Linked DNA regions of Homo sapiens: region 1 is linked to region 2. A link is a contact called in ENCODE Hi-C or POLR2A ChIA-PET data. All regions are on one chromosome and are shown on one strand. Each heading gives the region's core, a stretch centred on a gene start or an enhancer-like site at or near the end of the contact. The rest is flanking DNA. Distances are from core to core; before and after follow the strand shown. Region 1 holds the start of ATP13A2 (ATPase cation transporting 13A2). Region 2 overlaps PADI2 (peptidyl arginine deiminase 2).

Region 1 (3,356 bases), core at 792-3,291, 64 kb after region 2:
ATTAAGGAGAAGGGACGAGCTGCAGGTGCGGCTCCTTCCCAGCTGGCTCAGGGAATAGAGCCCCTTTAAGGCCAGGCAGCCTTAGCAATAAAAAGAATGAAGGGGGCACCCTTGCAAGGCAGTCCCCCATGCAGTCCCCAAGCCCTCTGCTTTTATTTATTTATTTATTTATTTATTTATTTATTTATTTATTTTAGAGGGAGTCTCAGTCTTTCACCCAGACTGGAGTACCTCTGCTTTTATGAAGCCGCTAATCCAGTGCCAGGATCTAAAGCAAGCAGCTGGCTTCTACCAAGTTCCTGCCATCTCATTTCATCCTCTCCATGCCTTCCATTTTGTAGGTGAGGGGAAGGAGAGCCTTAGAGAAGGAAAGTGACATTTTAAAGCTCACACAGCTAGAAAGCAACTCATGCATCCATGTCTTTCTGATGCCAGAACCCAGCCCCTTGCCACTGTACCATACTGCCTCTTGCCAAGGCCACCTGGGCTAGCCATTTCCAAACCCAGCCTTCCTGCTGCCCTGGAGGCTGGGTTCCTGCCAGAAATTGAGCTAAGCCCTGGGGGAGGACATGGGAGTTCTGAAAAGTTAAGCAGCCTGCCTCCCCTGGAAGTGTCACCGGAAGATGAAAGAACTCTTGTCACCTGACCCAAGGAAGCCAGTCCCATGGCCCAGGTGGTCAACAGGAATGACCCGCAACTGGTTGGCTCGGGCAGCCTGCCCCAGCTGAGTAAATGGCTCCACTGGCACCCAGCTGCTCAGGCCAAAACCCTGGGGAGCATCTTGAATTCCACACATTCCTGCACCCCCACATCCTATCCACCAGCAAGTCCTGCCAACGTGTGTTCCTGTACCAAATGTTCACTGGGATCTTGCTATGAATCAGGTGCTGCTTTCCCTCCTGGGGTCTATCCCCTACCCACACCCTCACCACCATCACAGCTGTGTCTCCTTCCAGCCCCTTCCACAATAGGGATCGTTGGAGTTTTCCTTTCCTTGACTAGGGCTACTTCCCAGTAGACAGCAGTCTCCGCAGGGACAGGGGCATCTCTGTTTTGTTCACTCTCACGTTCCTGGCTCCCACAGTGGTGCTGGCACTCCATAAATTCATACTGGACAAATGACCAGTGATCCTGCCCACGTCTATCCTTGGCCCTAACGTGAACCTTCCCTTGTTTGCCCTAGGATCTCACAGATCCACTCTCCCCTTTGGAGCTCCTCTGTCCAGAGGTCCTGGAGACAGGGAACACTATGCCTGTGCCGGTCACTATGGGGTAGCAGGATAAATGCTGCACGCAGGTAAGACATCTCTGGTGCCTTTCAGGGGTCTTCATGAATCCCCCCAGTGCAGGTGTGTCTGCAGGTCACGCTGTGAGGCTTCTCTTTCTCTGGCATTTCAAGGCCTCCAGTGCATCATGGCAGACTCTCCCTGGGTCTCTGTGGGCCCACATCTGACCCTGTGAATCTCTGGGCAGGTGTGTCTTCCTTCTTTGCATTCATCAAGCAGCGCCAGGCACTGTCTCAAGTGCTTGATACGCATTTTCTTTTTTTTTTTTTTTTGAGACAGAGTTTCGCTCTTTTTGCCCATGCTGGAGTGCAATGGCATGATCCCGGCTCACAGCAACCTCCGCCTCCTGGGTTCAAGCGATTCTCCTGGCTTAGTCTCCGAGTAGCTGGGATTACAGGCATGCGCCACCACGCCCAGTTGACAAGCATTTTCTTGTGTGATCCTCGCAGCAGTTCTCTGTGAAGCAGGCATTGCTATCCTACAGGTTGGGAAAAGAGGGCCAGAGAGGATCAGTGACTTGCTCACGGTCGCGCGGCCTGGAAGACATGGAGAGCTGGACCAGCACGCACAGTCCCTAACCACTGGGACGTGCTGGCGGGGGCTACCTCCGTGAGGTGTGTGTCTCCGGTCGCCCCGCCCCCGGTGTGTGCGGAGGAGCAGGCGGGGACTACAAGTCCCGGCAGCCCCGGCGCGGGCGCTGCGAGGGCCGCAGAGGGCCGGGCGGGGCTTGCGGCGCGCACGGAGGGACTGCGGCAGTGTCGGAGCCGCGCCGAGCCTGGTGGCCCAGGTGCCCCGCCCGCGTCAGCCCTGCTCCAGCCCCGCGCTAGCCCAGCGCCCCTCGCCCCGGGCCGTCCGGACCGCGCCCCCGCCCAGGGCCTTGCGCACGCCGGGGCCCAGGCCGAGGGCCGCAGCGCCGGGGCCGGCGATGAGCGCGAGGAGCCGGCATGAGCGCAGGTGAGTGCGGAGTCCGGGTCGGCCCCGAGCCCGGCGCGGTCCCCGGCCCGCCAGTTGTCGTCACCCCTTGGAGGGAGAGGGGAGGCGACGCCCCCCACCGCGGGGTCGCGAGCCCAGGAAGCGGGACCTGGTTGGGGATCCTGGCCCGTCCCCTCCCTTTTGACGGGGACTCGGCCCCGGTTTCTTCCCAGAGACGCCGGGGCTGGGGATGGCGCCGCCGCTCGCAGCCGGTCCCTCCCCTCCCCTGCACCCCTCAGCCGCGGGATTGGAAGCCGGGCGCTTGTGCAAGAGGGTCCTGGGGCCGTGCGGGGACGGGGAGGCCACCCCACGCCCACTTAATCGGATCCCACCCCGAGTGACGGATGTCCAGGTGGGGGAGACGGCTGCATCCTCGGGCCTCTGGGCAACCCCTCTGGGCTGAATGAATGAATGAATGGCGTTGGGGGAGTCGGGACTCCATTTCCTGGGTAGATGTCCTGGGCCACAGCGCCACTCCTGACCTCCTGCCTCAGACCCCAGAGAAAACCCGTCACACCCAGGGCCAAGGGCCACACCCTCCATGCAACCCATCCCTGGCCAGATGTCCTACGCCCACTCCTCCAGGGTCTAATTTAAATCCCACCTGCCGGGAATGGGGCCAGTCCTCCTCCCCTATCCAGAAAGGTCTCATCTCAGTGTCTGTCACTCAGCCCCCAGCCCCACAGCCTAGAGTGCACCCCCCGGCGAGGGAGGGGAAGGAATGAGGAAAGACAGCCCCTAGAATCCAGATCCAAAGATGGGAAGATGGTTCACACACACTCCCGCCTCAGCCTGGCAGAAGACAGGAGCTCCCCGCCGCCGGGAACCACAGCCAGGGAGGAGGCAGCCGCCCTGGGCCGCTGCCAGGTCACCAGCAGGAAGCCAAGGCTTCCGCAGGAAATAAGAGGTCCCAAATGGCTCTAGCCCCTCTGATCCACAGTGCTGGTGACACTGCCCCGAGCTGTGACCTCAGACGAGGTTCAAGTCCAGTCTTGGCCCCTCATAGCTGTGTGACTTTGTGCTTGTCAATCTACTCCTCTGGGCCTCGTTTTAAATGGGAATCCTAATCTGTACTTTTCATGGAATGGCTGTGGGAAA
Region 2 (3,226 bases), core at 591-3,090:
GGCCCTTAAAGACAAATATTTATTGAGAAACTACTCTGTGCCAGGCACTATTCTAGGCTCTGGGGATACAGCGGTGACCAGAACAGATGAAGTCCCAGCTCTCCGGGAGTTTATAGTTGGGTAAGGGCAGTACAGAAAATAAACATGGAATCAAGTAAATCAATTAGATAATTCTGAATGCTGATACATGCAATGGAGAAGATAAAACAGGGTGACATGATAAAACATTCCTGGGGACAGGGGTGCCTTAGCTGTTGTTTTTTTGAAGATGTGACTAGAGTTGAGGCTTGGATGTTAAGAAGTAGGCAGCCATCAGGAGATTGTAAAGGAAGCGCATTCCATACAGAAGGAACAGCAAAGGGAAAAGCCCCAAGGGATAGCAAGTGTAGCAGGTGGCTGGAGCAGACAGAACCGGGGGAAGGGAGGGAAGCGAGGGAGGAGGGCTGGCCAGGAGCCAGATCAGAAAGGAATTTGTTGGCCACCCTAAGGAGCTAGGGTTATCTTCGGAGGATAATGGAGAGATTGCAGACCTTGGGGGGTCTAGAAATGAGGAAGGGCTGGCCGGGAGCGGTGGCTCACACCTGTAATCCCAGCACTTTGGAAAGCTGAGGTGGGCAGATCACGAAGTCAAGAGATCGAGACCATCCTGGCCGACATGGTAAAACCCCATCTCTACTAAAAATGCAAAAAAATTAGCTGGGCGGGGTGGTGGGCACCTGTAGTCCCAGCTACTTGGGAGGCTGAGGAAGGAGGATCGCTTGAACCAGGGAGGGAGATATTGCAGTGAGCTGAGATCATGCCACTGCACTGGTGACAGAGTTAGACTCTGTCTCAAAATACAAAAAACAAACACACACAAAAAAAGAAATGAGGAAGGGCTTCCTGGAGGAGGTTTCTCTTGAACTGATTAAAGATTAAAGTAAGTCCAGGCACAGTGGCTCACACCTGTAATCCCAGCAGTTTGGGAGGCCAAGGAGGGCGGATCATGAGGTCAGGAGTTCAAGACCAGCTTGGCCAACATGGTGAAACCCTGTCTCTACTAAAAATGCAAAAATTAGCCGGGCGTGGTGGCACACGCCTGTAGTCCCAGCTACTCAGGATGCTGAGGCAGGAGAATTGCTTGAACCCGGGAGGCAGAGGTTGCAGTGAACCAAGATCATGCCACTCTACTCCAGCCTGGGCAACATAGCAAGACTCCATCTCGGGGGAAAAAAAAAAGATTAAAGTAAGTAGAAGTTAATGTAGCAAAGAGGCACATGGATGAGGGCAGATTTTGGAGCCCTCCTGTGCCCTAGCCCCGTCCAGCAGGCCAGGTGGGACTCCCGCACACAAAAGGTAGCCTCTGCACACTCACTGGCACCCTCAAGGGCTGAAGCCTGGGCTCCCTGCCCTTCACACAGGCCGCAGCTGCAACTCACACCTACTCTTTCCCCTGGGACTCAAACGCCTTACTGCCTGCGCCAGGGTCTCTTAACCCAACCTAGTCTCCTTCCTGGGACTTCTCTGCTGATGTCACTCTGGGTCCGAGGTGGGTCCCAGAGACCAAACTCCTCTTGCAGGCCCTCTGGTGCGGTGGGTAATTTGCTGAAACTCCTCTTCCTCCCTTCTCCAGGTCTGGTGGTCGGAGGATGACCAAGGTGGTGCGTGACTTCCTGAAGGCCCAGCAGGTGCAGGCGCCCGTGGAGCTCTACTCAGACTGGCTGACTGTGGGCCACGTGGATGAGTTCATGTCCTTTGTCCCCATCCCCGGCACAAAGGTAAGCTAGCCTCCCGAGGCTGGAGTGAATGGGGTAGCAGCAAACCAATATATTACCCGCCCCTGCCAGCAGAGGGCAAGAGCTAGAGGAACTCGACAGCATAAAGGAAGGAGGAAGTAGGCTGAAGCTGGTTTGCATGTTGTTGCTGTGGCAGGTAAAATTTTAACCCCATAAATCCAAAATGTTAGCATTGCAACACATAATCAGCCTAAAAATTATTAACGAGAGATTTAAATTCTTTTCTCATACTAAATCTTCAAAATCTGGCAAAGATTTTACTCACATGACACACCTAAATTCAGACTAGCCACAGCTCAAGTGTTCAATAGTCACATAAGGCTAGTGGCTATTGTGTTGGTGGTAATGCTCTAGAGAGAAATAGGTTATGCACCTGTGGCACTGGAAAGAGGTTCTTTCATTTTCTTATGGGTACAACTTCATACCCTGGAAATTCTCTGCAAATTGTGTGGCTGCTTGGCAACTTGGAGATGTCCTGTCCAAGTCCACCTTTGACTCTGAGCCTTGATCTGGTGACATTGCTGAGGTAGAGGAAAGGTGAGAAATATTCCTCTGAAGCAGAGAACACCCTCCCCGTCAGCCTTTGCCACTCGGCATGGGAGGCCTGAGGCAATGAGCAGGCAAGGCACTGGGTCCTCAGCGCAGGGCCTCCCCGTGCTCCTTGGGTGCCTTCCCACTGCTGACTCTGTCCCTCTGGACTGTCTCTTGCAGAAATTCCTGCTACTCATGGCCAGCACCTCGGCCTGCTACAAGCTCTTCCGAGAGAAGCAGAAGGACGGCCATGGAGAGGCCATCATGTTCAAAGGTGAGTGGCCACAGGGCCTTGACAGGAAGTGGCGAGCTGGAGGCCCCAGAGAGACCCTCGGGAGGGTGGGGCAGATAAGCACTTTGTCCCTGAGCACCCAGCTCCACTTCCCTGGGTGTCTGGCCCGATCGGGGGTTTGTGAGGTCGCCATGCTGGGAAGCACCTCTGGCCTCCTGTGACCCTTGCTGTGGCTGGGTGGACTGTGAGCTGCCCACAGCTCCTTAGTGTCACCAGCAGTGCATAGCGCATCTTCAAGCCCTAGCGTATACTTTAAATGGCACCAGACCCAGTGGAGGGTTAAATGGTTGAAAACTGACATGCAGCTGGGTCTGGTGGCTCATGCCTACAATTCCAACACCTTTGGAGGCTGAAGAAAGAGGATCACTTGAGTCCAGGAGTTCGAGACCAATCTGGGCAACATAGTGAGAGCCCCATTTTTATAATACTTTTTTTTTTTTTTTTTGAGACAGAGTTTCGCTCTTATTGCCCAGGCTGGAGTGCAATGGTGAAATCTTGGCTCACTACAACCTCCGCCTCCCAGGTTCAAGCGATTCTCCTGCCTCAGCCTCCCAAGTAGCTGGGATTACAGGCAGGCACCACTATGCCCAGCTAATTTTTTTTTATTTAGTAGAAACTGGGCTTCACC

Evidence for each region. Hi-C counts contacts between places; a loop is a spot of excess contacts on that map. ChIA-PET counts read pairs that join two places held with the same protein, here RNA polymerase II (POLR2A). Pooled maps may share reads with other maps.
Region 1: a pooled map shows a loop between it and region 2 (2.7-fold over the local background). The contact joins the promoter of ATP13A2 here to the enhancer-like site in region 2. A Hi-C loop is called at or near these places in 1 of 168 maps with a recorded cell type or tissue (CD14-positive monocyte) and 2 of 50 pooled maps. POLR2A ChIA-PET finds 5 or more read pairs at or near these places in 3 of 52 experiments (B cell, T-cell and activated B cell).

The regions. Positions count from the first base shown.
Region 1 is chr1:17,010,613-17,013,968 of GRCh38, reverse strand. It overlaps ATP13A2 (ATPase cation transporting 13A2), which reads left to right and starts at 2,041. Exons shown (of 29, transcript NM_022089.4): 1 at 2,041-2,240. The coding sequence starts at 2,231. RefSeq lists a silencer at 1,877-2,406 and an enhancer at 2,897-2,946.
Region 2 is chr1:17,074,210-17,077,435 of GRCh38, reverse strand. PADI2 (peptidyl arginine deiminase 2) reads left to right here. Exons shown (of 16, transcript NM_007365.3): 12 at 1,613-1,757; 13 at 2,487-2,580. Among named protein-coding and RNA genes, the nearest start is that of SDHB, 22 kb to the right of the region's middle. Within about 2 kb of position 1,840, at least 2 of the 41 ENCODE cell types and tissues checked have a DNase peak (open chromatin) inside an H3K27ac peak, as active enhancers do; they include CD14-positive monocyte, where a contact is called at or near this core.